3 separate regions of the Mus musculus genome follow, and all the other regions are linked to region 2. The links are chromatin loops, found by intact Hi-C in ENCODE. Cell type or tissue: left cerebral cortex. All regions are shown on one strand. Each heading gives the region's core, and the rest is flanking DNA. Links, peaks and the distances in the headings are about the cores only. Region 1 holds the start of Ntf3 (neurotrophin 3). Region 2 overlaps Gm33276 (a long non-coding RNA gene). Region 3 overlaps Ntf3 (neurotrophin 3).

Region 1 (10,066 bases), core at 4,214-9,213, 170 kb after region 2:
TGGATTTTGATCAGCTAGGAAACCTGTCCGAAAACAATGTTGAGAAGGTTGAGAGCAATGTGAAACATTTGTCACTCTACAAAACCAACCCTTCCAAAAAAGATGTTAGACTGTGACTAACTTATTTATTTTTATGTGCATTGGTGTTTTGCCTGCATGTATGTCTGTATGAAGGCATCAGATCATCTAGAACTAGAGTTACAGACAGTTGTGAGCTGCCATGCGGGTGCTGGGAATTAAACCCACATCCTCTGAAACAGCAGCCGGTGCTCTTAACCAATGAGCCATCTCTCCAGCAGAATACCGCTTCTAATATCTCTACTAGATCTAAGCTGGTCCTTGGAGCCAACATGTGCTTTCCTAAGATGGCAGACATTTTAGAGAAAGCTAAGCTTACTGAATAAACATAGACACATCACCCAGCTACCAGGGACAAATAATCTCATGGGGGGGGGGGGGGATAATCCTCCCAAATAATGTCTCATATATGCTCCAGGGCATTTGGGGACCACTGCTAACTGGCAGGCTAGCCCGTGTGCTTAACACATTTGGCATGGGGAGCCAAAATGATACAGTGCATGGAACGCCCCGACCCTAAGTTCCTATTTCTAATACAGACACCTTTTGCCTTCACTTTGTTTTGGAAATGTAGACTTTCTGCCTTCCTCATCTGGAACAGCTGTCTCAGTGACTCGGGGATGGTGAATGAGAGCAAAAGTAAGCACAAGTGTTGTGGCTATTCAGCCTTAGGACCCTCCAGCAACAGAGGCAACTCAGAGATACTTTAGGATCCGCCAAGGCACGCTACTTATACAAAGGCAAGTAAAAGAAACAACACGAGGTCTAGCTAGCTCTGTGAGCCAAGGCTAACTGCATAATGAAGGGTACCTTTGTCACCTACAGGTCAAACGGGACCACTTTTCTCATTTCCTGGGTCAATATTCACCATACACACACTATTGCTGCATGAGAAACCCTTTCCACTCCAGGTAAGCGGATGGCAGTCCACTGAACTGCAATAGAAGTAAATGCAGTTTTCCAAGCTTTTCCACCTTCTCCTTTTTTTCTGTTTAGAGTTTCAACCACACTGTGGCGCTATTACAAAAGATAAGGGTAGGCCCAAGGCAAGCTCTAGGAATTTGCCTTAGGAGAGAGGGTTTTCAAAACCCTGCTTTCAGGAACCAGGGTCTTCAGATACAATAAGGAGAAAAATCAAGTCCATTGACCCAAAGGGACTGCCAACAGATTGGTGGCCAAAGCCAGAGCATCTGTTTAGAGAGTCCACGACTCAGTTAACAGAAGACATTGTTTTCCATGGAGTGTACACATTCTATTGCTTCCTGCCCTATATGCTAGTAACTCTAGCTACATATATGACTCTTAGCGTGAGTCTTTCTACAAAAACTATAACTCTCCAGTTAGAAACTTGGGTTTGTCTAGAAGTTGCTATAATTCTGACAGTCTTTTATCTGCCTATAAACAAGTGTGCCTTTTTGCCTCTTTTTTTCTGCCCTGCATCTTTCTTTGACTTCTGAACTCCTAGAAATTCAAAATGCCTTTAGAGTATCCTGAAGGCAAAGAGGACCTTTAGCCCTTCGCTGGAAAGAATGAGGAAGGAGAAGAAGAAAATCCTTAGTCAGGTCTTACATAAAGAAAAGGATAAGCGGTCTCCACGGGTTGAGGTGGGGGTCGGGGTGGGGGCAGGTGGATCACAGTTCTTCTACAAAAGTGCAGCCTTTGCTCTCAGCTGTTGCCTAAGTCTCTCCCTGTTCCCCTCTCCTTTCCCCATTCTCCGCCCTCCCCCCAAGACACCGCACATATTTGGCAAGATTAAGGTGTCACCTCTCATATTACAAGGCCTGTTGATTGCAGGCAGAGACAGACCCTCCTGCACCCTTGAGTTGGAAACAATGCACTCTTCCTGACGTCGCCCAGGTCTGGCAAAGGGAGGCGGCCAGCTAGTGCACCGCATCTGCAGAACAAATCGAAGTCTCGAACTCTGCTGCCTTTTCTTCTGACTGTTCATATTTAAGCTTGCCCCTCGTAGACCCCTCCTCCCTCCAGACCGCCAGTGACCGGGGAGCAGCCGGCGGCGGTGCAGCCCACACGTGTATTTAACCCGTTCCTTCCTTCCCAGAGAATCAAGCACCTCTTTGGTTGCAGTCTGTAGAGCCCCGGGACCAGGAGCTTGAGAAATGAGCCCCTAGAACTCCACTGGCAGAGAGACTGGCGGGAAGGGAGGGGGAAAGCAGGGGTGGGGGGAGGCAAGTGCGGGAAGTGGGGGAGGGCAGGGGCGGGCCAGAAGACCGCGAGAAAACCAGAACCTCACAGAGCACGCCCAAGCCAAACCTCCAAAGTGCTGTGTGGCAGGGTGAAGGGGAAAACTCTGCAGCCTGATCGGATCCGGAGGAAGAAGAAGATATTTTGGCAGGAGGGAAGTCCTTCAAAGGGATCGTTGGAGGTGACGTCCTTGGTGGGCCTCTGTGGGTGCTGCAGGCCATTTTCGATGTGGCAGCCCCCGTCAGCCAGGATAATGATGAGGCAGGTACAATCTATCTAGTATGCAGCCCCCGACTCTCCATCCTCTCTGGCCTCCTTTCGCCCCGCAGCTTCTCTCAGCCTTAACCGGTGGGTGCAATTCTGGCACTCCTGGGTGTGGACCAAACCTATGCATCTCCAAGGAATTTCCAGGTTTTGAACCTGGAACCTTGCTAAAGTACATTGCGAGTTGCTTATCAGACTTTATTAGGAGGCAAGGAAGAGGTGGACTATCAAATCGCCTCTCCTGCTGTGTGTGAGTCAAATGTCCTGACAGGAGGCAACTTGGAGAGTGGCAGAGGTGGGGGCGGGGGGAGGGGGCACTTGGACTTGAGTTCCACCTTGCAAGAATGGGGGAGGGAATGAAGGAGCAATGGTGTACTACTTTCTGGTTCTCCGGTTCCCCTTACCACTAGGATTCCCCCCTCCCCCTTCATTTCTCTTGGACCGCAGTTGAGCAAAATCTAGATGCTCTGACCACTGTAAAATCTGAGAGAATCAGCTCGGATCAAGTGTGTGTGTGTGTGGGGGGGGAATCTAATGAATAGCTAAAATAATCTACAAATAAGACCCTTGCCTCCACCCTGAGATCTTTTCCTCGAATGAATCTAGCGGTTGTGCAAGAGAGCGTCGCTACTTTCGGGGAGTCAGGAAGGGGTGCCTTGCTTGCCCTTTCTTCTGGGCAAATTGTTTTTGTACAAAGCGGCGAGTGCTGGGCAAATGCTCAGCTCCAGGGTCGGCTCCTACCTTGAAAGAAAGGGGTGGAGAAGTTAGGGAGTGTGTAGAACGTGGGGCTTTGGCTCATACCTCTCCTTTTCTTTCACGCACACTCTGCGCACACGCAAACCACCCCTTCCTCGGTTGCTTAGCACTCCCACCCTCACCGTACCTCAGCAACTTAACCTCCCTAGACAGCTTGAACTAACTGTGCCTTGTGAGCTGCCCCCAGGACTGAGGAGTTCGAGGGCAGGCAAGCAACTGTTCATGCGCAGATTCCTGTTGTTGTGAGGGCCTGGGGGGGCTGGGGGGGGGCTTAATAGGGGGTGGAGAGAGATCCAAAGACAGAAGGGTCTGAGGTTTGGAGACAGAGTTTAAGGTTGAGGTTCAAGCTTTCCTGAGCCAAGGGGCAAGAAAGGCCTTCATCTGCCTAGTTAGAAAGAAAGAAAGAAAGAAAGAAAGAAAGAAAGAAAGAAAGGAAGGAAGCCTTAAAAGAAAAAGTTCAAGAATAAGACAGATCGAAGATATTTACGTGTAAAATATAATGATAAATCAAACGTTTTTTGTTGGCTCCTTCTCCCCATCTCTAAAAGGGAAGGTCAAAAGAGGGGATAATGAAGAGTAGGCTATTTTGAGAGGGCTTATTTGTTGTTTGTTCGTTCGTTTGTTTTCCTTTGAAGTGGACTAGGAGAAATGACTAGGTCTTCCCATTGGTCTCGAGAGCAAACTCCAAAATGCCAGGGAGCGGGCCTGCAAGTCACTGCGGGCGGGGCTAGGGGGCTTGGCGCGGAAGGGGTTAAGGCGCTGAGCGCGGAGCCATCTGGCCGGGTTGGCTGGTTATAACCGCTCAGATTATGTTCACGGGACTCAGAGTTGAAGGCTCCTCTCCTTACCCAGCAGCTCCGCGCACCGCCCCGCGAGATAGCCCGGCGCAACTTTCTTCCCTCTTTCTTTCTTCCCCTCGTTTTTTCCCACCGCTGGGTAGTGGCTGCGGCAGGGGTGGGCGAGACTGAATGACCGAACTCGAGTCCACCTTTCTCTTCATGTCGACGTCCCTGGAAATAGTCACACGGATGCCATGGTTACTTCTGCCACGGTAAGGGGACGTGGCGGGCACGTTGGGTGGGCAGGTCCCGGAGGGGGTGGGGGAATCGCGTGGGGGAGATTTTCTTGGGGATCCGCGTGGGGGGCCCCAATTCTGCACCCAGCCCCACCCCCATCGCGCAACACGCTAACTTTTCGGTTCTTGTGCCTTCCCCAAAGTTTGAGCTCGAATCTGCCCAGGCCTAGGCGCAATTACCACCACCCTCCTTCCACATGCATGCACACTTGTGCGCGCGTGGATATGGCTCTCCTCCTCCTCCTCCTCCTCCTCCTCCTCCTCTTTTCTCTAGTCCCCTGGCTGCTCAAGAAACCGCCCTCAGTCTGGGAAAGTGATCAGGTTTAACAAACCTGCATTGGGAAGGGAAGGAGGTGGAGGCGAGGGAAAATGGGGACCACGAAAAGGCAAGAAAGGGATTCTGGACATCACCATCCTACTCCACCTCATGCATACACACCTCCGACCCTCCTATCTGGTTCCCCCAGAAGACTCCCGCGCATCCTATAATAAAAGCGGGTAGCAGACAAAAATGGGGCTTGGAAGAGACCAGGATCCCGGCTTGTGCCCTGCACCCCGCTGGCCACCGGGCAACGTTCATCAGCTCCAACACACAGCCCGGCAGGGCGTGGGCTGGGGGAGGGGCTGCAAAGCTCAGGACCCGCACCGTCACTTCTCAGGTTGGGGGGAGTTGGGACTTAAGCCCAACAGTGCGTATCTGCGTTGTTGTCCCACATAAAGCTTTTTCTCTGAGAGGGTCCCTAGCTCTGGGCTACTCTGGCCAGCGCCAACCCAATGGCTTCCCACCCTGGGTCTTCGCGCAGATGTTGGAGCTAGCGCTCAGCCTGTGGGTCTGGGACCCGGCCATGGAACGGTGGGTACCGGGGTGGGGCCATCGGTAGGGATTTGGTGCCAGTTTCTCGGAGTCCTTTTTAGGGTTCCCACCCCCGCCCCAAGAGGTAGTATGGGAAGGGTCCAGAACATCAGAGACCCTCAGAGTTAGGTCGGAGTTAAAAGAACACATAGCAAACTGGACTGTTTCCTGCTGCCACCAAGGCGCTCTGCACAGTGGTGGATACTTCTAATGAAATTTGGCACTCTTGAAGGTGTGGAATGGGAGGGCTGGGGAGGACTTTTTTCCTTGTCGCTTTCGGGAGTGAGTGGGTGTGCATCCAAGAGGCGCTACTGCTTTGCGCAATTTTGGCGTTCTTCCGCGGCGTTCAGATGCACCTTCCTGGGACTCCAGCACCGAATGGTGTGGACACAGTTGATTAGAGAGGTCGCAGGCGGGAACTGGAATCGAGGCTCCCGTATTCCAGGTCTGGGAAGCACCCACCGGATTGACCCCGACCTCTGGCGGCCGGCGGGTAGCAGGTTGAGAGTCTGAGTGGCGGCTGCTCTAGGACGCGGTCCCAGCCAGAGCAGGCGGCTTGCTAGCTAGTGAGCTGGAGCCCCTGAGCCGGGACTTGTTTATGAGTGTGAAGAGGTTGGGGGCGGGGACCTGCTGGGGGAGGGGAAGGGAGACTGTAAGGGTGGGTGTTACTCGCAGAGTCTGAGGCTGGAAGTTCTGTGGGTTTAAGGAGTGTGTTGACAAACCTGCTTTTCAGTAAAGTGATGTCTTTCCACTACAAACCAGCGGCCGAGGAAATATGTAAGGACACTTCCCTAAACGTTAGTTGTACCGGGGAGCTTTACAGTCGGTTCTGTTTTCTAAATAGCCCGAACTCTGCCAGTTTAGCCCGTCTCCCCTGATCCTGGCGTGTCGCTCAAAGAAATTTGAGAGATGGAATCTAGAAGATATAAACCCAACTAACTGTGACTCAGAATCAAGCAGACCCGAGTGTAGCGTTAGGGGATAGTGGAGAGAGAAAAAGAGAGCTGCAGGCAGCTGTATATAAGGATAGAAGAAAGTTTTCCCGGCGTTCCCCTCTGGGAGAGCAAATAGGATTGTCCTTCGGTGTGGGCTATGTCGAAGAGGGCCTTAAGAAGACTGGATCTGTAGGAATCCGGTCTGATTTCCCAAGAAGGGAACCTGGTCCTTGGGTGGCCAGAGACCTATTGGGAGGGCTTTCTCGCGTCTCAGTGAGAGGGGCGTTGGGGCAGGAGGGTAGACCTGGGGGTGGAGCTTTCTCCAGCTTCCTCCAGCCTGGCTGGCCCGGGAGGGGTGAGGAGCTTGCGTGTTGGGCATCTGTGTGCATAGCAGGAGATGAGAGCTTGTGGGAACATAGGTGTAGCTAATGAGAAATCTGTGTCTGGGAAGGGTGTCAGAGCTGGAGAAGTGCAGTGTGCTGAAGACAGATGGCTTGTGCGTGCCTGCACAGACACATGGGCTGGGTGTGGTGTGGGAGGGCGGCTGGGCTGCGTGTGTGTGTGTGTGTGTGTGTGTGTGTGTGTGTGTGTGTGTGTGTGAAGGTGGACATGTGTGGGGGCTGGGTGCCTGAAGATGACCAAAGGGATGTAAGGGGGAGATTATCTGAGGAGAGCAGACTGTTAACTCCCTCCTTAGGCTTGGACAGCCCTAGGGTTTGACTGGAAGAGCACTGGGGCACATGGAAGATAAAGAAGTATGGGCTCCGGCATTCATGTAGAGAATAGTGCACGGAAGCAAGGATGGCTTTGCCTCTCCACCTTCCAGTGAAGGGACCTGGAAGGCTTAGAATGAGGGTTACACATTCATGGGGAAAGTTCCTCTGTGTGTTGGAACAGGGTCCAGTGACAGGAAGTGCAGCCTGCACAAGACTCTTGAGTAAAGAAATCCTTTTGCACGCCAAGTGGTAAGGATGCACATTGCACAATACTGTATAACGGGCTCTCTCATTTAGTAGATGGACACGTTACCACCAGTTATTGTTGATTATTATTTTTTAAAAATTAATGGGACATCTCCTGGATGCTCAGCTCGTTGTTGGGTGCTGAGGCATGGCACGCTGCCTTGGAAAAATTCCTTCTCCATGCTCAGCTGACTGTTACAGCGTTGCCAGGAATAGAGAGGGCAGCATCTGTGGAGTTTTCTTCTGGATCATGGGAGCCAAAGGGAAGCTGACTTGAAATATATCTGTAGTTTTGTAAAAGGGGGTGATGAGAGGTTAAGGGTGATGGATACCTCTGTGGATGGGAAGGGAGCTGGAGGGTGCTGCTGCTGCTAGCATGGAGTATATGCTAGGCTGGGAATAGTATATGTGGGTGTGAGGTGGGGGATGGGGAGGAACTGGATCCATTTCAGGATGGAGTGAGTGATGTCCTTTTTCTAGCCCATGTGAATCTTGAAACATGGACCTGGGGAAAGGTACAGTGATGTTCATGAAAGGCTAGGCTGGCAGTGCTTGCTTGGCTTTGAGGCTCTCTGCTCTGTGGATCTAAAGCTAAGCTGAGTATGTGCTAATGCTTTTCTCTATGGGCTTGCTGGAGGCTAACAGCAAGCATGAGAAAACTCACCAACTGGATGGAGAGATGCACATAACATGATGAACCCTGTGAAGGAGTATGCTGTGTGGTTTTGTAGGGATTCTGAGGGTTTGGGGAAGGGAGAAGTTTGGTCTTGGATGCTTAGACCTGTGCCTTAAGAGAACAAAAGGTATGCATAAAAGAAGATCTGTGGGTTTCCGGAGTGAGCGGCAGAAGGAGCTCACTGGGTTCACTTGGGTGTGAAGTAACTAGGCCAAAGCAGGAGGAAGATTACTTTAGGGGTAAACGCATCGCATCGTTCACCTGGGCCAGCTGACAAGGAACCCCTTCCTGACCATGCGAGGGCATCTGGGTGGGACACTATTAGGCTAGTGACAGTTTTAATGCATGAGATTGAAACTGTATGATTTTGAAGTTCTCCTTCAGTGTTTCGAGGAAGTTCATTTCTCTGAGAAACAGCTGATGTTAGACACAGCTCCAGCCCCTATTTTTTGAGAGCACAACAGTGAGGTAGACTCACAGCTGGAAGCGCCTGCATTTAGTCCTCTACTTCGGAACAATGGTTTTCTGATGTCTGGGACTCTCCCTGCCCCTCTCTACGGAGTGCATGTTGATGAGGGCTGTGTAAGAAGGAAAATGTATTCCTCTTTACCTGGCAGAGCTCAAAGGGACCACTTATAAAAGCTGTGGTCTAAAGAGATTCGATCCACTTGGACTCAGGTGCGGGTATCTGTCTGTCACTGGGAAAATGGGATCTTTGTCTCTTCTGGATAACATCACATCTCCGATGCTTACCCATCACATAAACAAACAAACAAATTATATCGTTTTCCCACGGCTTGCCTGAGTTTACTACCTGTCCATAAACTGGAGGCTGGTAAAGTTAGATTTTAGTTCCGGGAAGTCTGATATGTCTCTGGATTACTCAGGAAGAAAGGCAATACAAGAATCCGTTATTAATTTTCAGACACATTTTGTTTTAGCATCCGTTTTGCAAACTACAATGCCAAAACAAATGTGACTTTGAAAACACAGAGCATGGTAATTGTTCTTGGCAACACCATCGTTTGTGTAAGAGGGAAGCAAAGTCCAGCCACCCTGTGTTACTGTCAAGGTCTGTGTTTTCCTAGATGATAAGTCCTTGGCAGGCCCCGGTCTGCCTGAAGAGAACCCTGGGGCTTGGAACCGTGAAATGCTGCATGCCCACTGCAGCAAGTGGGCACAGCCACTTTCCACCAAGACAGGGATAAAGGCTCAGAGGCACTGAAACATCCCAGTCCTCCCTGAAGTTAGCACACACTGTCAACTCCTGGCTCCCAGTCAAGGCTCCCATCCTGGAGTTCAGTGGCCATAAATAGTCAGGAGCTAAGTTATTTCCATGAGGCACTAAACCAATTCTTTTGCTTTTTTTGGCGAGATTGGGCCAATTAAGTTGATTGGAAGAGGTCACTGCTGATGGGTCTCTCATTCCCCAAGCAGGACAGGCTAGGAGAGTTTAATTACATAACATTTCCCATCCCTGCCTTTGCATTCCCAGACGGATCGGATCAGATGTTCAGGCCTTTCCTCTTCCCCTCCACTCAGGATGCCTAATTGAGCAAGCCATTCTGCTGCAGGCTGCAGACCTTTTCCTGAGCCATTCCAAGGCTCCCACCCTAAGCAGAGGAGCTGCAAATCCAGGTGCTGGCTGGAAGTGAGAGAAGGGGTTTGGGGGTGACATAGAAGATCCTTTAAACCCACCACTGTTTCAAGACCTCAGCAGCTGCTGTTCTACTCATTAGTGCTGCAGGCAGTTTTTGACATTGGGAATACTGAACTAATGGCTATTGGACAGAGTTTTATGTAAGACTGACTTTGTTGGAAAAGGACCAAATCTTTTACTGGAGAAAAGCCCATGTGGGGTTGCTGATAAGGCCAGTGGATACATTTTGTTCATGGGCCAGCACCTGCTTATGAGATCACAGTGTGTGCGTGCATGTGTGTGTGTGTGTGTGTGTGTGTGTGTGTGTGCGCGCGCGCGCGCACGCGCGTTGGAAGACACACTAATGCAGGAGCTATCCTGGAAGGGCAGAAAATGTTTGTAGAGCTTATGCTACTGGTGGACACATATGTGGGCACTGGCTCTGATTTCACTGTCATCAAATTTATTTACTATGGAAAAAAGAAGCAGTTTTCTTTCAGATCATTTGCATATGGGGATTATTAGCTTTGAAGTGTGGGGCCAATGTAAATACTACCTCATCCTTGCCCTGGAAATTTCTAAAGATCAAGAAGCCAGGACAGAAACAACAACAACAACAACAAAGA
Region 2 (10,066 bases), core at 1,829-6,828:
GGCAGTGTCTGCTGTGAAATAAGCAGTTAGCATGTCAAATTGTGTTGATTTTCCTCAACATCAACGCTGATATGAAAACTCCACACATTTGTGGAAATCGCTACTCCTTAGTTGAAACTCAAGATTCACAATGATTCTCACCTCATGACCCGCTGCAAAGTAGATTTTTCAAAAAGGTAGAATTCTGTAAAGTTAGTTTTCACAAGGTTTTCGAAATCCTGTTACATGTCACAAATTATTTTGGGTAATGTGGGGAGATAGGTTGTAAGAAAAGGGCCTACAGAGTAAGTTTACATGGAGGGCCCTACATGGCTGGGCATCCATAGACCAATTGCCCTACACAAAGATGATGAGGCTGCTGTTGGGAGAACCAAATTAGTTATGTTCCATACCCTTGACTTCTGTTTTCCAGCCACATGTAACTTTGCAGCAAATACTCATTGACGAAGGCATAAAGACTCTGAATCATGGCCCCTGCATGCCGCCCCATTCACAGTCTTTTTAGTTTAAGATGGGACTAGTTGTCTTTCTCTAGCCAGTGCCACAGGGGAATAGATGCCCCCTCAGCTTTCCAGCACAGCCCTGACATTCTTCTTGTGCAAGGTGGGTTGGTGTGAGAAATCTAATGCCCATTATAGGCAAATTCCTGGACTGACTGAAGGAACATTCAGGGACTTCTACACACACACACACACACACACACACACACACACACACACACACACACACACACATACACACACAACCATGACAGTTGTTTGGGAACATCTTTAGAGGAAGCAGCACCTGCCTAAGGGAAGGGAATCAGTACAGATAGAAGGAAGAACAGTCACTGAAAGCTGGTGGCTGCATTGAGCCCCCAGCACTCCTAATGACAGGAACCCATGGCGGCCAGAATGTACTGAGTCAAGCTCCTTCCAAGGAATCATTAAACTTCTTTGCCTCCTCTCTATCCCTCAGATCAGGATTGTATTTGTGTTCTTACATACTTGGTAATGCTGTCTTTCTGGTGTTTGTTGCTGGTGAAATTGCCCACACAACACTGAGGGGTTGGGAGGAGAACCAAGCTCACAAAGACAGGGAAGAACTACAATGGTTGGTTTGCTAAGCAGGCATGGTGTGAACATCCTCTGAAGTGCTTGCTTGTGCTTGGAGGTGAGGGCTCCTCTCAGTATTCCCAGAGAAGCAGAATGGAGTGGTTAAAGACTCACAACTGGTCAAGGTGCCCAGAACAAGTGACTGTTGAATGCTCAACCTTACATATGTCACCCACGTGGAGGCCCACAGAAGAGGGGTAAGAAAGACTGTAAGATCCAAGGCTGCTGGGTGTGTGTGAGAGAGTGTGTACGTGTGCGTGCTGTAAAACAGTGTCTTCTAGACACGGCACAGCCCCCGCACTCACTCAGGAACTCACCTCAGCTGTTGGCACCTGCGGAAGACCTACAGCAGACTGTGCCCTGTCAACATTTCATCCTGCATGGGGGAGGGGCTGGTGTGGCTGCCCCATCTGTCACTGGGGGACAATGAGAAGTCTATGGGTTCTGGAAGAGGAAGTGTCATTTTCTTCAATGATATTGCCGCTGGTGTCTGTATTGTATAAGTAGCCCAACACTCATGATCTTGCAAGCAACCTTCACTGGGTGGGGTGAAAATGAAATCGTCAAAGAAGAAGGGGGCCTGTTGAGGGAAAGAATTTCAGTGGGAGAAAGAGGGGGAGGGCAGAAGGTAATGGGGAAAATGACCAATTGTGTGTAGGGAGTGTGTGTGTTTGCACACGTGTGTGCATGTGAGTTTGTCAAAGAATTATAAAATGAAGGGGGTGAGCTGTGGAGAGTGACATGCCAAAAAGTAAAAATTGTCATCTCTCCATTCTGTCCTAGATCTCTTGGACATGAGGACTGGTGTTTGCCTCTCATGGGTTTCCTCTGTGCATCAGACAAGGAACTGTCAACAGAAGAGGGAACTGAGAGAGACATTAAAGTCCAGGTTAGCTCACAAGACAGTGGAGAGGTAAGGGTGAGGCTACCTATCACCTCTCAGCTTTTTTTCTTCTTCAATTATTGTGGTTTTATTTAAATACAAAACATGCACGCAAGCCATCTATTCATTTTCTTTGCTGTGTAGCCTGGCATTGGGATTGGTGACTCTGATGGCCAGCTGTGCTGCTCTTTCTATGGTAGCTTTTCAGTTCTTAAAGAAAACATCGTGAGCAATCTCAGCACAGAAAGATTTGTTATACATCAGCTGGGCTTCCAGCTCCTTGACATTGTGGACCAGAAACTTCCAGAAGCCACTAGGCAGCATGTGCTTGGTTTTCTTGTTGCTCCCATAACCAACGTTGGGCATCAGGACCTGGCCCTTGAATCTCCTCCATACCCCGTTGGAGTATACTCCATACCTCTGGGTTGCCACCATTTTCCCTTAATTTTAACATATTGGTCTGACTGGAGCCTGATGAGCTTCTTGGTCTTCTTTTTGATGATCTTAGGCTTCACCAGAGGCTGGAGGGCAGCCATGATGCCACAAAACAGATGGCAGCCCACCTCTCAGATGTTAGACCTTCAAGATTTGGGTTATTTGACCTTGTTTTCTATATTGATCTTTGCAATTCTCTTTTTTATTTGGATCATGTTTGTATGTTCATGTGACATGGGATAAGACTGGTCATGACTAGTGAGCAGTCCTATTTGTCTGCACATATTGTAGCTAATGTAGTCCTAAGAGTGTCCACACATTGGAACTAACACAGTCTTCCAGGGACACAGGCCAGGTGAAGCTTTCCAAGCTTAGCTGGTACAAGGTCATAAGAGAGTCCTCAGAAGAATAAATTCTCAGAGCCCACTCTTTCTCCTTTTTCCAAACGCCATGCTGAAGGGCCACAGGAGTTTGCCTGACCAGCACTGCCATGGTACCTGCTGTTATTAGGGGTTTGCAAGATCCATTCTCAAAAGCACCTTTTACATTCTATTCCATTTCCCATTTGCATTATCTTCTTAGTCCCAATTTGGATGGCAGATCTAAGATCTTCCTTCACGGTAGTTTTCCTGTGGACTAGATGGCTTTGGTGACATGTCCAGACTGTACAGGCATGACAAATGTCTCTCTGCTTTAGCAGGCTGTGTCAGAACAGTAGAGGGACTCCTTACAGTTCTACTCAACACAGGGCAGTGTAAGAAGGTCGGTCATATGTCTGAGGTTCTGTACTCCAGTCCGTGGATTCTCTGAGCACAGTCTCACACTAAGCTTCTGTCTAAGAGCAAAGTGAATAGGGCAGCAGGGCCAGGAAACATGGCTGCCTTGCCTTGATAGGTCAGTTCTTGTGAGACCAGAACAAATACCCTGTGAAGATGGTTAGAATGTGGGTAGGACTGTTCTGTCCAGAGATGAAGGGAGAGAAGGTCCAGGCTCCTTCAACCACCCAAGCTCAATATAGCTGATTCCTCTATAGCAGAGAGACTCTAAAAGGAGTTCTTGCTTAATTAAGAAAGAATTGAAAACAATTCCAAGAAGCTATCTTCTGTGAAGAAGACTGTATAGCCAACAAAAAATATTACCGAAGCATATAAATTTCTGTATTCCTTCTTCATTGTTCCATTGCAATTATTATGTGTCCCTCAAAGGGCCAAGTGGTGAAAGCTTGGTCCCTGGTGTAAAGCTGTTGGAAAATGGTGTAACCTTAAGAGAGTGGAGGCTACTGGGAGTTCTTTAGATCACTGGGGGAATGGTGAAATTCAGGGTTTGCCCCCTCCTTTCTTTCTTTCTCTTCCCGGCCATGGGGAAAGAAATTGTGATTTGCTACATGCCCCTGGCATGAAACAATTGTTTCAATGTTCATCTAACTTATCACAGTAAGGGAAGGCTTACTAACACACTCTCTTCCTCACTGAAAAATAAGGATGGGCCCTCCAAGCAAAGGAACCTACTCTGGTGATCGCTGGGGGAGTTGAGAATTAAATCATTTTAAAAGAGGCTTCCATTCAAATTAAGCTGTTGGAAACTTAAGTAAGGGGGTCAGGCTTTCCATCAACGGGTAAGATCTATGGCACTACTGGAAGATCACCTTTATTTATTTAAAGTATCTTGTATGCTAGCCTCATCTCCCTGACTTCAGAATGAGTTCCTTAAAATCAGAGGTAGCTTCTCAAACTCCTGTGTCACCCACCTCACCAGCAAGCACACAGGGTGTATAAATAGACATCTCTACATGGACACATAGGGTAATGGCCCAGGCACAATTGCCTTGGGGAAGCCCTTTAAACTCATTTTAACCCTCTGGCTCTTGGTTAACTTGCTGTGAGGTACGTAGCTCTCTTGACCTCTTTCTGGTATGGGATACTATTCTTCTCTGGAGGAATACAAGCCAAAGAGTCTCAGCCAAAGAAAAAAGAGCTTTGACCTGGTAATCCTATGAGCCATGTGATTTTTGTTTGTTTGTTTGCTTGCATGTTTTAAGACAGGATTTCATTTTGCAGCCCAGGCTGGCCATAAATACATTGTGTTTCCCAGGATGGTCTCAAACTTATGGCAGCCCCCTCCCCTTGGCCTCTTGAGTGCTGTGATTATAAGCATAAGGAGCCATGCTCTGCTTGAGCTGTTTGAATTCTTACAGCAAAACCCATAGGTAAGACGGGCTGTGCCTCAGTTTCCTCGATTGTAAATGGAGCTGTGGTATTTGCCTTCTGTACTTCAGAGGGCTTCCTGAAGCACTATTCAAATAGTGGGTATGGATAAATAAGCTTCTGTAAGCCACCGAGCTCAGCTCACAGAACAGTAGCCATCCACACTCAGGAACGGGTCCAACAGAGTTTGTATGCGGAGGATCCCACAAAGTTAAGGAACTGCACTCACCAGATATAAAAGGTAACAGTGTCAGATGGTATGACGTGGGAACGGGCAAGAAACACTCTCCGTGTAAACAGTGCAAGATTTAGACTCCTTGGCTGCTAATTACACGAAGAGACCAAGACACTTGTAAACCCATCTGCTGTGCTGAGGATAATTCCATACGGTGGGAATCTGACTCTAGCTCTTTCAGAGTGGGTTAAGTAGATGCAGGAGGGCTGGGGCAGGGGCAGCTCACTGGGAGCCTTCTTTATACCAGTTCCTGAGCACTGCTGCAAGCATTAGCCCCACTTAATGTTCATGCCAGGGTGAAGTGGGTATTAGGTTCATATCCCTTAAATAAAGAAACCAATTTGTCCCAGATTATACAATTAATAAACAACTACATCCAGCACACTTGTTCATGTCCCACATTCAGTCCTCCTCTTCATCAATGCTTAAGAGAAATCCTATCTTGGGTACTTTACTGGATTTGCAGGAGGGAAAAAGCAGCCCTCTTAGCTTGATGGCAAAGATGGAATTTACAAATCCTGTTGTATGTAGCAGTAAGCTTTGCTGCCCGCACATCAACTTGAAAGACATTTTAAATGTGAGAGTTCATCACCCCATTTATTGCAACATGGACTGAAAGATGCCTGAATTAGTGCATTAATTTGTTTTTGCCTCTGATCCTGGGGCACTAGGACCAAGGGCCAGCTAAACAGGGGGTACAGTTTTGCTCTGATCTTAACCGAAGCTGTCTAGAGGAATCTGATGTCTTCTGTGAGAAGGCAATATGTGTTCTTCACTGTGAATATTGACTCATAGAAATCCCACTCTCTAAAATGACTTAACAGGACATTGACTGCAACCCTGTGATTGTGTCTACTTGCTGTGTATGAATTTAAGGGTAGGCCTTACCCAAGCCACAGGAAGGCTGGCTGTGTTCTGGAAGCATGGACAAATAAGTGGGTGCTCAGATAAACACCAAAAACAGGTCATTTATTTAAGCCAAGCTTCAGGCTCCCTCTGTTTCCCCTTTTGCCTTATCCCACTGCCATGTCTCTCAGGGCTGATCTGTGGTGGTGGTGGTGGTGGTGGTGGTGGTGGTGGTGGTGGTGGTGGTGGTGGTGGTTAGAGATTGTCCATTTGAAGAGGATCATCCGAGGACAGTGTAAGAGATGCTAGTTGTGCGTGCTTATACCTATTTCTCCTTAGATCTAAAGAACTCAATTGGAATCAAGATGGATTTAGGCAAAATCTTCCCCCTACACACACCAAAAGGATGTTTATCAATTTATTTGACAGCCATGGAGGTAAGCACTTTTTCCCTCTTTTTTTTTCTTGTATTTTATTAGATATTTTCTTTATATTTCAAATGCTATCCCGAAAGTTCCCTATACCCTCCCCCCACTCTGCTCCCCTACCCACCCACTCCCACTTCTTGGCCCTGGTGTTCCCTTGTACTGGGACATATGAAGTTTGCAAGACCTAGGGGCCTCTCTTCCCAATGATGGCCGACTAGGCCATCTTCTGCTACATATGCAGCTAGAGACACAAGCTCTCGGGGTACTGGTTAGTTCATATTGTTGTTCCACCTGTAGGGTTACAGACCCCTTCAGCAACTTGGGTGCTTTCTCTAGCTCCTCCATTGGGGGCCCTGTGTTCCATCCTATAGATGACTGTGAGCATCCACTTCTGTATTTGCCACGAGCTAGCATAGCCTCATATGAGACAGCTATATCAGGATCCCTTCAGCAAAATCTTTGTGGCATATGCAATAGTGTCTGGGTTTGGTGACTGATTATGGGATGGATCCCTGGGTGTGGTAGTCTCTGGATAGTTCATCCTTTCATCTTAGCTCCAAACTTTGTCTCTGTAACTCCTTTCATGGGTATTTTGTTCCCTATTCTAAGGAGGAATGAAGTATCCACACGTTGGTCTTCCTTCTTCTTGATTTTCTTGTGTTTTGCAAATTGTATCTTGGGTATTCTAAGTTTCTGGGCTAATATCCACTTATCAGTGAGTGCATATCTAGTGATTTCTTTGGTGATTGGGTTAGGAGGTAAGCACTTTTATGTCTCTAAGATATTTGTCACCAGTTGAGGGGTTTCTCTCCCTGGATGCTGTCTGTTGAATCATGTAGACTCTCTGGCCTGGATCAAAAGTCTTTTGATCCCCAGATATCTGAACAATGGCAGCAAGCCAACATGTCCACTGAGGAATGAACAGGATTGGAGTGACTAATCCCATTCTGAGCCACTATTTTTAATTGGCTATTTTAATTAGTGAGAGAGATCAGGTGTAAAAGCTAAGAAAATGTCCCTTTCAGAAAATTGTAGGGACTGTTGATCCACAAAGGTCTATGTGTTTTCAATTCTAGGCTGGACACAGAGTGAGGCACAAAAGTCATATAAAATATAGCTTTTGTCCCAAAGCATTCATGGCAAACCTGTGAAAGTAACTACTCACATGACATCTACAGAAGAATAGCACTAATTAGATTTCCCTTTTCCCCCCTGTCAATCTAAAACTTGTCCATTAAAGGGAGATTCCATCTTATGATAATTCTATCATAGGGTTAACTTACTTATTCTTCTGCTGCTTCTATTATGTCAATCCTGTCTAAGACCCTCCTTAGTTTGGTGATAGATGAGTTTGATTGGCTTTTGCACACAGTGGGAAGAATCCTACCCCCTACATCAATGCAAAAAAACATGGCTGAAGGTCTTCTTCCAAAAGCACAGGTTATCAGCTTCTCGATTCTGAAAGGAACACCTGGTTGCTTGGAAGTATCGGGTGATCTATGAGGAAAAATGTAGAATGGAAAGGATTGGTTTCAGGGGACAATGGCCACAGAAGATCAAAGATCCTGGGAGGCACCAGCATGCTTGAGAGCAGGCCAACCTCTGTGACATATACCTGGTGTCATTTTCTAGTGGAGATTCCTGATTAGTGGAAGGAGTCACAAAACAGTTGGGAAATGTCGCCTAGGATGCACTGTGCCTTTCTATACAACTGTTTGAACTAGAAGCTTACAGTTTGCTGTCTGGAAGATGTGCCTCAGATCTATCTTTGTTTGTTTGTTTGTTTGTTTTATTGAGGATGGACAAACTGGCTGAGACCTGCCGTGTGACAGTTCATTTTGCAGATAACCTGCAGGCTTCCTCTCCACCTTTATTTTTTTTTTCCCAAGGAAAGCCTCTTCTTTAGAGATGAGCCCGATCAAGTTTCAAGAAAGTCCAGTCGACTCTTGATTCCCACTTTGGATAATAGCCTGGTTAAACTTTCATGATAGGCTGCACTATATTCAATCTAGTGGCCCATATATTTATAGGGCAACTTCTCTGCAAAGAGATAGGCAAGCACCCTGAAAGAAATCACCATGAATAATGCACATGGCTGATGCTTAGGGACATAGCACTCGCTCATGGTAGAAAACAAAGGGTTCTGCAATGAGTAATACAAGGTAAGATTGGGCTAAATGCCGATGGGCAGCTCAAAGGGTTGTGCTGTTTCAAACTAAGAGACTGTTTAGGCAGGACAATGAGTTGATCTGGGAATCTGTCAAAGAAGACAATGTCTATAGATCTTGGACAATTTGTGTGATTTCTCCAAATAGATATGGGTTTGGTGGCCTTTCAGGGGGGTGGTGTAGATACAGAAGATGCACTTCCATGGGGAAAATGGACTAACCTATAGAGTAAAAGAAAAAGAGAAGAATGAAAGATGAGATTGCGGAGGGTCAGGTGAGTGTAGGGGGGATTCTGAATATCAGGTTGAAGCTCTGCTATGAGAGGGTTTGAGAAGCAGGGACACAAGGAATGTTGAGACCTGATAGAATACTCTAAAAGGAAGAATTAAGTGGTGCCAGAGAGGGACGGATAGAAGACTATTGCAGTGTCAACAAGAGATAGTACATGGCTCCTGCACCAGTGTGGTAGCCATCTTTGAGGAAGAAAATATTGCTGATAGGCAGCATGGCAGAAAGTCATCTGCACAGCAGTCACTGGGCTTAATGATCCCGAATCAGTGCTTAGACAAACAAAACTGAACGGACCAGACTGTTGCTGTTTTTGATTTTCAGACTGTTGCTGACTTTTTGCCTCCATGACTGCGATGACAAAATACCATCAAATGCTGGACTCGAAGGAAGTCACCTGGTTCCTGAAGCTGCCCTGCCTGTCTTGCCAGGCTTCGATCATGAGATTGCTAACATACTGAACCTCACGCTGGAAGACAGAAACTCGATTAGTGAATAGACTTCAGAAGTGAAAGCCTGAAAGATAAATGATAGATAGAGATAAAGAAAAGGAGGATAGGTAGACACAAACAGAAGAGGGTTGCCAGGTGAAATCATTTCATTAGTAAAAATAGAAATGTGGGACCTTTGTCTATGACCACGTTAGACTATGGACACAACCTACCACTGCCAAGGAATCTGCTTATGCCAATCAACTCTCTCTGTTGGATAACTTCCCAATGATGGACACATATGACAAGACTCCTACATGGGGGGTTTGAGTGTTATATGCACGTGTGCATGTGCATAGCATGCATGTGTGCCTAGTTGAAATTATTAGCCAAGTCAATTGTAATTTGGCCACTACTGCTGATTTCATAGAATTCTCAAGACCATGCTGGAGACCCACCAGATGTTCGCAGCCCCTACTACCCATAAGAGGACTAGACTACTCTGAGGGAATGATTCAGGGGGCTGCCCATCTCCACCATTCATCCATCATAACTTCTTCACTCTGTGGGTCAAGGTAGTTTTGATTTATGCATAACTGGGTCAGGAATTAAAAGAGATTATTTAATTATAAATATATATATATATATATTCTTATTCTTTTTCTCCTCCTCCTCCTCCTCTTCCTCCTTCTTCTTCTCCTTCTTCTTCAAACATGTATCTCAGTGTCTAGTGCCAGTGTTCTAAGGAACGTGCATCATTGATTTAAAAAGAAAGATGCTTGGGCTGGGAAAAAATTTTAACAGATAAAGCACTTGCCATACAAGCACGAGGATCCATATACACACAAAGTTGGGATTTAAAGAGGCAAACCATAAAGGCCTCTGTTTCAAGATAGAAGGTGTGGACCTATACCTAATGTTGTCCTCTTACCTACACCATGCATACACACACAGTGGGAGGAAGGAGAAAGAGAGGGAGGAAAGACAACACTATGGCCACCTGTAACAGAGTCAGGCATTGAATGGATTCATGGTATTGGCGTCAGGTCTT
Region 3 (10,066 bases), core at 1,019-6,018, 180 kb after region 2:
ACCCTATTCATTACAAGGTGGTCTTAAACAACATGAGGCAGCAGGTGGCCTGCTGACATGGATATGGGGATCAAGCTTTTAACTGAGCTCTGTCACTAATTAGCTGTTGCTATGCAACCCTGAATATTCTCTCCAGGCTGTGATTTCCCTGACTGTAAGGGAAGGGCTTGAATTAGTAGAAGACCTCAGGCCTCAAAGCCACCATCCCAGCTCCACCACCCTAAGATTCGACATTAATCCTGGCCTATTTAATCTTTGCTAATATGCCTTACTTGGAGCGTGCCTTGGCACATTCTAAGGAGCTCCTGTTTTTATCTTTGGAGAAAGCCAGAAAGGCATGCAAAGAATTTACCAGAACATTTTGTTTTGTCCAAGAATGCTCAAGATGTTGGCTTGGTCTATGCAGTATGCAGTCTACAGAGCAGATTGTAGTTGCATTTGGCTTTCTGGTAGACCTGGTGCCACTCATTCAACATCGTCCTCTCAAATACCTTTCACTGCCGACATTTCTAATAAAAGATGAGCGCCCACCTAAGACAATGATAGTATATGAGCAGTTAGTGGTTGCCGGGCATTGTGACAAATATTGCATGACAGTATCTCAGTCTCCCCAGATAACCCCATAGATAACTAGGGGTACGGAGCTGATGTGAAGCTAAAGGACAGGTCCTCAGTTGCACAGCAGAATGCTGATATACTTGCCTTCCTGAAGCCAACAGCGCTCCAATGTCCACCGGATTGTGTTTTCTGTGTTCTATGATATCATCCAGATGGAAGCTGGTCCCATAGTCCCCAGGGGTGAAGTTTGTCACCCCACAGGATAGCCTGCTCCACCGGAAGCTTCCTTTTCTTGTGCAAGACAAATGTTTAGGGTTTCTAGCCACCTGCTGGCAAGCATGTGTCAGATCTGTCATAACTCCCATTCCCCCTCACACCCACATTTACTTCCCGTACTGTTGACAAGGGAATTTGCCCTTCCAGCATGCGGGTATTGATCTAAGTCACAATTGCCTCCTTGTAAAGTCTATAACAGTGGAGCTGGCATCTGGTTTTGATCCACAAGCCCATAAGAGGTGGTAGGTCTCAGCATTCATGAGTCCTGGGATGAGGACTGCACAAAGTCTAAACTTACATGGAGAACAGGAGATCTCTTCGGAGTTTGAAAGATGGCTGGATAGGCCAGGGACCCAACCATTTAGAGTCAGGCTTTGGCTAAGCAGATTTCTTGCTTGAGGGCTGAGGGGCCTGGGTTGCTTCAAAGGACTGAGTCCCGAAGCTATGTTTAAGACAGAATAAGGCAGGCATCAAGTCCTTCAGCCCTGGTATCTGTCTCTGAATTTCACTCTCTGGGCAAAAGTACTTCCAAGAATAGGGAAATAAAAAGACTTCTTGGTGGTAACTCTTATTCTCTTCAAAGAGTATGGCTGAATGAATGCTCTTGATTCCATTTCCTCTCCTTATCTCCTAACTACAACTAACACACACACACACACACACACACACACACACACACACCACAGGAGCACATTCATGTGCACACTTTCAAGACCAAAAAGGGGTGACTTAGTCATGTTGCTTGAAGGTATTTTCACTGTACAGCAAAAAATCACTGACCAAACGCCCATTTGATTGTTTTACAATATTTGTGCTCCAAATATATGTATTTACTCTGTTTTAAACTTTTCACATGTAGGGTGATGCATTTCTTCTCTACACAAGAGATACTCTCCTCTCCTCTCTCTCTCTCTCTCTCTCTCTCTCTCTCTCTCTCTCTCTCTCTCTCTCCTAGAGAGTGCCAAGAAGTTGGAGCTAACTACAATTTACTGTTCCCTTCTGTTTCTAGACCTAAGCCTCCATCATTTAAAAATATCTTCCCTCCCCCTCTGCCTCCCTATTGTCCCTTGAGAAATGTATTTCAAGTTCTCAGTCTGGGATTAGTTCCATCCTGTGTCTAGCAGACCTGTTTCTGCTGGTTTATAAGGGACTTCCATTGGGTTCAAGAGTGAGATGCAGCTGTAAAACTCACCTGATTTCACAACAGGTGTGTTCCAGCGCTGAGAAGAAGCTTGGCTCTGCCGACACCCAGCTGGTTGTCTAGGAGAGCTTAGAGCCTTCCTCCCTGCATAGGACTCAGACTAATGGTGAACTTTATATAGCACCCTTTCCTTCCATGGGCCTCTGCTTCCTGATCTGGAAAAGAAGGGAGCTGGACTCACTGGCTGATCAAAAGGACCTGCGGTTGTTACTGTTCTGTGTTCTGATGTTCTATGTCTCTACTCTTCTCTCTGCCTCCCTGTGGTTCACGCATGGGATTTTCAGGTACTCCTTCTGGCCTGGAGTACTTATGTACAGAAATGTGGAGGGGGTGGTGGAGGAAATTAAGTTATGTGATGCCAGATAAGTTATTGAACATATGGATGAGTGAATGTTTATGGGGTGCTGGAGAAGCAAGCTTGCCAGATTTGTGGCGGATCTTGGATTGCTAGCTGGGAGCATGGGGGAGAGGTTTATGTGGGATGAAATTGTCTGTGGGTAGCTAAATTCAGTAAGCTGTATCCAAAAGATACTCAACTGTGCTCCCTGAGACCAGTCCTGCCTCTGATGCTGCCAGAGACTGATTGCAACTTGGATATTCTTGGCCCATCCTGGGGCTTGTTTTCCTTGCCTATTAAATGTCCAACTTAAGAGCTTCCATGACTGCTGGAGTCTTTCCTGTCTTCTCAATAGATTGTAGGAATTTAAGGCTAGAAGATAAACCTAGATGGATGGATGGGAGGATGAATGGATCAAGAAAAGGACACCCTTAGAAAGTTTACAGGTGATGGGAAATAGCCTGATGCAAAACAGATAGGAGTGGCCAAAGCATGCGACTGTTCCCGAACTGGAGGCATGTGTGCATGTGTGTGTGTGTGTGTGTGTGTGTGTGTGTGTGTGTGTGTGTGTGTTTATGTTGTGGTTTGAATGCTCATCTCTCCAGTTTCACCAGTAATATTAAAATCATCTTAGACACGTTTGTTTCTCCATTACCTTCCTAAGAGAGGCCTCCCTGCATTCCCCCCAGAGAGCCAGGGGGCTCCTTTCCCAGCACCCTCTATGTTATAGCACTTAACAGCCTGGGCTGCATTTGCATTCCTCTCTTCTTACTAAAGGATGAAATTCTTGAAGAGGGGTCTGTGCTTGTCATCTTCGTGTTCACCAACACCTGGATGGTCTGCCGCGGAAACGCATTGACTGAATGCATAGACATATGAGGGAATTGTTGGTGAGCTTAGTGGTAGATGGCAACAGGGACTGGGCTCAGAGATGTGATGCACCTTGCCACGGGTTCAAAACCCGTGTCCTCTGTTATTCTCTTCTGCTCTGTCCCAAAAGTTAGGTCATAAATGCTGACTGCTTACTTGCCAGGAAAGGCTATTTTGGCTTTCCTTTGGACCCTTTCCCTCATGCCCTAACCTACCTACTTCTGTATATTTGGGGTCTTGGTCTTGGGGAAGTGGGTGCCACTGTACATGAATTGGAGTAATCCCTTTGAGATATTTAGAAAGTGGGTCTGGATACGTGTGTAAAGATAATTCAGTGTGTGTCCTTGCTGGTGGCCCTGTGCTAGATGTTAGAGAAGATGCAGAAAAGGATGAGGCCTTGACCTGCAGGGCTGAAAGTAGATAGGAACAAGTCATGTTATAACAAGACTCCAAGGGAAAGAACAGTGAGTATTGAAGGGGGAAGGAAGGCTCCCTGAGTACGGCTATGTAGTGTGAATGAGATAAAGCGTCCTCTCCATTCACTTCTGTGTGACAGGGGTTGCATCACTTCTGAATTCCCAAGGGCCTGCCTGGGGTAGAGGAGAGGATTCTCGGAGCCTTTGGTTCTTCATGGCAATAGTCTGGGGAACATTCTGGACAGTTCAAGAGGTGGCACTCTGGGCAATGTATGAGCTCCCAAGGTTGCATTCAGAAGTGTCCCCTTTTGCCGCTGAATCAGCGTAATGAGAAGGAAGTGGGAAGGCAGCAGATCCTCCTCTAAGAATTGTTTCCCTGCCCCCTCCACTGACTTATATGCATCATCTCTGCGGCCACTTCGCACATAGGGACAGACTGCCATCTACTGTCCACTTTTATCCTCTGAGTCCTTCCTTTTCAGCCAGCTCCTTGTCCTTCCTTCTCCTCATCTTTCATCGTTACAGATACCACAGGGAAATAGACAGTAGGTGCTTATATGATAGTTTCTGCACAACTTAGCACACCATGATAGGTGGTTTTCCTCTCCACTTGGTGTTGTTTAAAAGGGGCTGCCTGGCATCTCTCTAGGCTTCCTAGGGTTCGTTAGCAGGAATACCATGCGAAAGGCAGGATCTCACCACCATGACCTTGGGGTATCCTTAGGAGATCGGAAAGCTACCCAGTAGGATGAAACACAGTGTATCTGAAAAAATGAAGATGACAGCAAGGACTGCAGTGGCTGTGGGGTTTACAGGAAAGTCCTTGCAGGGAAAAGGTAAGTGTGGACAGCTTGTCCTGCATCTCCACTCAGTAACTCTACTGGTAGGAAAGACGGCCCTGGTCCTGAAAGCTTGAGATGTCTTACGATTGTCCCCGAGCCAGTTGCTGTTTGATGCTCCTGGAGCAGGAGTGCAGGCACTGTAGCAATGGAGGGAGCGTGAAATTCTCCCTGCTACTCCTGAGTACCCCTTCTCATACCTCTCCTAGACTTTCTTTCAAGAGCACGCCTGCCCAGTGCGGGAGACAGAGCATCAGTGTCCTGACTCAAGTCTAAGACACCGTCCTGTCTGAATCCATTTCCCCCAGTAAGCAACCAAGAGTCTGTTGGGGTTTCCTTTAGGCTGTTTGTTTGTTTGTTTGTTTGATTGATTGATTGATTGATTTTTCTTTAACACCAGTCTTCTCTCAAGCCCAGGGTGACAAAGGATTCACTTTGTAGCCGAGGATGAGCCATGTACCTGAGTTAGTAGCAATTCTCCTGCTTCAGCCTGCCAAGCTGGGATGATAGGCATGTACCACCATACCTGGCTTGGCTTGTATTTTAATTCCGGTGAGATTACTTTGGAATAACTCTTTGTCTTATTCTTCAGGTGTTTTTGTTCTTAGTGTTCAAATTGCCTCCAAGGGAATTTTCAGAGTGTTTCTTTCCTGTTCTTGCCCTTAGATAAGGAAGTGTGCCTATGACAGAGGGCGGGGAGGGGCAGGACAGGAAGAGGGGGTGGATTCTATTGGGTATAGGAAAGCCACTCAAGTTTGAGGATCAGGTTACTACTTAAAGGATCTCAGCACCTCACTACAGTCCTCACACAGTTTCTTGCTTTCTCTTTGGTTGCCCCAGTGCCCCTTTAATGTTGCCATCCCCTTTCAGATCTGCTGTAGTGTGACTTCTCCATATAACAGTCTTCCTGGATTTTGAGGGGACCCCTTGACAGAGATAAAGTTAAGCCAAGGCCTATTAGAAAAGGACGTTTTAATTTTTTCTTTATTTTTACATGTATGGGTGTTTTGCCTGAATGTATATCTGAGTGCCTGGTGCTGGAGGGCCCATAGAGGCCAGAAGAAGGTGTTGGATTCTTTTGGAATTGGAGTTACAGACAGTTGTAAATTGCAATGTGGGATCTGGGACTTGAACCCAGGTCCTCTGAAAGAGCAGATGAGCCATCTCTCCAACCCCTAAGATTAAGGTTTTGACCAAGAAGAGTCAGGATATGGGATGGTTAGATTCCAGATATTTATCTGGGATAGAGATAAAAGGAAAATTCTCTCAGACCAACTAATATAGAAAGAGATAACCAGTCCCCAGCAAATTGCTTGGTGCCAAGGATACCAGGAAATGGTGATAATTTTCAGCTGGCTTGTGATATAACTTGTAATGCTTGGTGAAAGCCAGGGCTTGAGGATGTAACTCCAGAGAGAGGAAGAAAACAGCAAGAAGTTTGGGTGAGTGGTACCCAAGCTCAGAGCAGCATTGGGTAATGGTATGGGGAAGAGGAAAGAGGGCAGTGTGAGCTGAGAAAGGTTTGCAGACAGCATGGGGAGAGGGCACCAGAGCACTGTGGAATGGAAGAGCTCCCTCTGGCTATAGTGTGGAAGACAATTTTATTGAATGCTAGTCAAGGAAGTGAAGGGAGGCTACTGGTTGGATGGACAGGGGGGTAAATGAATGAGTGGGCAAATGAGTCGAGTATGGAGGGAGACTAGCAAGATGGATTGATCTTGTATCATCCTTGAGAGTACTTTGCCAGTTCTTCTTCTGGGGAGATTATGCCAGTCTGAGAGAATGGAGCATGATACAGTTGGTTAGGGTGTTGCTGGCTGCATGGAAACAGTATTGAGAGTAACTCTAACGCCAAGTGTAGGGAGTTCACAGCAGGGGTTGGGGGCTCCCAGTCATTTACCTTATATATTTCCCCATCCTAGTTTGATTTCATTCATGATTAGAGGGAGAAAATGTCTTTGGGGCTTCTAACCAGAAAATTTAAAAGTGACTTGCTCCATAGAAGACCACTTGTACTATGCGTCTTTGCTAAGCTCACAGCAGAATTATGGCCAAATGCTGGAGCTATGGGGACACTTGAAAAACTTCCAGGTTCATCATCTGGATTGAAACTTGTGTGGAGGGTAGAATGAGAGGAGAAAAATAGAGAAGTGTCTATATTCCAATACTTTTTCAAATAGTAGCTCACTCGGACATTTGTTTGCAAGCACGGATCATTTAGTGTGTATAAGATGAGAGTGTATGACAGTCATGATGACAGCGGACACCCGGCATGTCACCCAGCAGCTTCAGAGGAGGGAGGACAACAACCCTCCTCGGTGAAGGCAGTGAGAGCCGAATCTTGGACATCTAGTGACATCTTCAAGGATTTTGCCCAGCAGAGAGTCTCCATGTCGCTGCCTAGCCCGTTCTCACCTCACCCTCCAGGGCCTGTGAACTCTAGCTGGTGGTGCTCGCTCAGCATTGTTATTCCATCCAGTTAAACCTGGATGCTTAGAGTCTGTGAAGATCATCAGCTGCTGCTGCTGTGCAGCCTAGGTTAGGCACCACCAGCTTATAGAAAAAAGCAATTGGGCCCTCACCTGGCCTTCCTGTAGCTCTGTCGGGCATCTGACCTTTTCCGCCCCTGGTGTGCCTGAGAACTCATTAGTTTAAGGATGTCAGGCTTATTTGGTTTGAGCCTTTTTACTTATCCAGTGTTTGTCTTAGAAATTAGAAGGTGGCCAGGTTCTCGGCAGATTCTAAAGTACAACCCTTTCCAACTACTGAGAGCGATACTGAAGGTGAAATGGGGTAACGAGGGAAGAAAAAGAAAGCAGAGCGCCATTTTTAAGGCATTATTGCTTATCTAGGCATTTTTTATCTCAGTTCTTCCAGCATCCCTCAGGGCAAACAGTTTGCATCATGCACTTTTATTGCAAATAGTTTAGGATCACCTTTCCTAATAGATTTCCTAGGAAAAGCAGTCCGATGCCCTTAGCCATAGCTGAAGTTAGCCTATTACTGACACCGGTGGCTCAACCCAAGCATCAGCCTTGAGACGTTCCTTCCAAGAGACACACCTGAGCCCATGACTTAACCAAAGTCTTTCCTATGAAGAAGTACTTGTTACTTTGTATTTCCTGGGGCTTGCAGGAGGCATGGGGAATAGAGGTTTGGGGAAAGAGACCAAAAAACAAAGCCTGAACGAATTTGTTTCCAACCATATATTCCCAATTTGTTAAGTGAACCATATGGAGCTATTTGCAATCCCTGGGTTTCTCTCTTACACCTCTGTGGAAGATACTGTTGTGGATGCCTTCAGGCATGCTGGAGCTGGATGTGTAACATCCACTGCTGAATGTGTGCTCCTGAAGAGCCTTAGACGTGGAATTCTCAGGGCTGTTGAGAGACCTAAATGGAGCATAGGAATTGTCAGGCCGTGAAATGGATGGTAGTTCAAGATGGCAGCGGTGTGAAGAGCACCATAGACTGCTGGACAGGCAGAGGGAGGGTCTGGGCATGCTCCGCAAGAAGGACTGCTGTGTAAGCTGCACACCACAGAGCCTTTCTACAAAGAGCCTCTGAATCAGAAGCCAGGACTATCTCTATAGCTCGTGCAGACTAAACAAAAGATATTCTTGGCTATGAGAGCTACTTTCTCCTGGTTCCAAATGTGTAACAATAACCTTCAGGATCGACCATTGGTCTGTCTTTCTTCCTTTCTTTCTTTCTTTCTTTCTTTCTTTCTTTCTTTCTTTCTTTCTTCCTTCCTTCCTTCCTTCCTTCCTTCCTTCCTTTCTTCCTTCCTTCTTTCCTCTGAGTCTTTTGATTAGAGGATTCTGAGGCTTCCTGAAGCAGTAAGAGAGATGCGTAGAAGCAGCCATTCTCAACTGTAGGTGGTGACTTGGTTTTCTGGAGTCTGATCTAAGACATGTTGACAAGGACCATGAACTAATAAAGTTGACTATGGTATTGAGGAATTGTAAGTGGAATGATCGCAATGGTTGATAGGACTGATTCTCTGATAATTCGCCTACAGGAGGATTCCCAGACATTTATGTACAAATGATTCTTGGTCTGTCTGTGCCTAAAGCTATTGGTGAAGGCATGAAAAGGAGTACGGAAATATGGGAGTCAAACAAAGGAGCTCAGACGCTTCCTTCTTGTGTTGCTCACTGATAGGTACCACTTCTCAGATCCTCTATTTTCTCTTGTGAAACAAACTATAGTAAAATAGATGCTATGTGTTCAACATTCAGTGAGGTTTCAGATGAGCTCGTACATAGGAAAGATCATTGCAAGATTCAGATTGCAAGTGCATGGCAGGGCTTAACCTGATATGCTTTTCGTGTGTTTGTTTTGTGTGTCCTAGTTTACTTCCTACTTCTGTGATAAGAAGTGTGACCAAAAATAATTTGGGTAGGGCAGGGTTTATTTTATCTTATACTTTATAGTCCACTGTTAGGGATGCTAAAGCAGGAACTCAAGGCAGGAGCCTGGAGGCAGGATCTGAAGCTGAGGCTATGTGGGATGCTGCTTCTCGGCTTGCTCCACACTCCGTGCTCCTCTTTGCTTGCTCACAGTGTCACTGGGAGCGAAGACTTGGGACTCTTCCCTCTGTGAGGGACCATACATTAGCAAGATACTCAGAGGGGCCTATGCTGGGTGGGAAGTACCCACTCAGCAAAGCTAGATATACTTCAACATGGACCAACCACCACTCCTGCAAAGCAGGTCCAGAGCTTTGCCTCCAGCCACATTTGTATTCCCAGAAGTCACTTAGTAAATGTAGGACAGAATTTCCTTCCAGCACCAAAGTGCATCGAATGGTAAATCTAAGAGATGCTCTTCCATCCCTCCCCTCCCCTTGCTGATGTCCCACCTCTTTATATTCTTATCTCCTTGGGAAGCCATCTTCTCATTTCCTAGATGCAATACTCCAGTGTCTTTGAGAAGACTAAGCATTCAGATTCCTTGATGGCTTTACTAATGTCTTTGTTGGGGTCTCAATCTGGGGGCTAGGCTTTCCTATGTATTCACGAGGCTGGCTTTCTTAGATAGACAGCTGCTTATTCTGATTTCAGCTTATCTCTTGTGTTATATATTCTGTGATATAACTGAGTGTAATTTCTGCACTTGGGGTCAGCTTATTGAATTGTAAGGGGCTTCTTGAACATTAACTTCTTGTAAGGAACCCCCAGGCAATGGAAATCCCACTTCTTGTTTGCTTCTGGTATAGGCAGTTAGGAATCTATGTTTAGTATATTTTCTTGTGTGTGTGTGTGTGTGTGTGTGTGTGTGTGTGTGTGTGTGTGTACATGCAGTAATAGATGAATTGTAGTGAGGACGCAACAGAAGGCTGATATGACTGAGGCAGAGAGGGAGAGGGGTGGGATTCTTGGTAAGGCCTTAAAGAGTTAGTTCAAAAAGTCTCCTTGCCTTAAAGACTTAATGCAAAAAGTCTTCTTTGCCTGGTTGTATCCACGAGGTGATAAGCTGAGACACATGGTAGGAGGCTGGTACCCTCCACCTAATTGCCTCCCTTCAACAGACCAGGAAGCTAGCATTTAAATCTCCTCTCAAGTGT

What was found. A loop is a pair of places that touch in the nucleus more often than their neighbours do. Peaks named below come from ENCODE experiments on the same cell type or tissue, not always from the same donor. Only the 100,000 strongest peaks of a DNase experiment are listed, where the experiment ranks them.
Region 1: a loop joins it to region 2, with 2.9 times the contacts of the local background. A loop is called at or near these places in 2 of 42 quality-filtered maps.
Region 3: a loop joins it to region 2, with 2.6 times the contacts of the local background. A loop is called at or near these places in 2 of 42 quality-filtered maps.

The regions. Positions count from the first base shown.
Region 1 is chr6:126,159,015-126,169,080 of GRCm38, reverse strand. Ntf3 (neurotrophin 3) reads left to right here and starts at 4,121. Exons shown (of 2, transcript NM_001164035.1): 1 at 4,121-4,351. The coding sequence starts at 4,334. In left cerebral cortex, for the core only: a CTCF peak has its summit at 7,128; DNase peaks (open chromatin) are centred at 5,537, 6,331, 6,635, 7,265 and 1 more place; H3K4me3 peaks cover 1,766 bases; H3K27ac peaks cover 210 bases.
Region 2 is chr6:126,329,317-126,339,382 of GRCm38, reverse strand. Gm33276 (a long non-coding RNA gene) reads left to right here. Exons shown (of 4, transcript XR_378033.4): 2 at 1,881-2,010; 3 at 6,040-6,137; 4 at 8,909-9,643. It also overlaps the pseudogene Gm44431. Among named protein-coding and RNA genes, the nearest start is that of Gm10415, 5.7 kb to the right of the region's middle. In left cerebral cortex, for the core only: no CTCF peak of the experiment used is centred there; a DNase peak (open chromatin) is centred at 4,884.
Region 3 is chr6:126,148,518-126,158,583 of GRCm38, reverse strand. All of the region lies in intron 1 of Ntf3 (neurotrophin 3), which reads left to right. Among named protein-coding and RNA genes, the nearest start is that of Ntf3, 11 kb to the left of the region's middle. In left cerebral cortex, for the core only: a CTCF peak has its summit at 4,110 (motif pointing left); DNase peaks (open chromatin) are centred at 1,964, 2,457 and 4,082.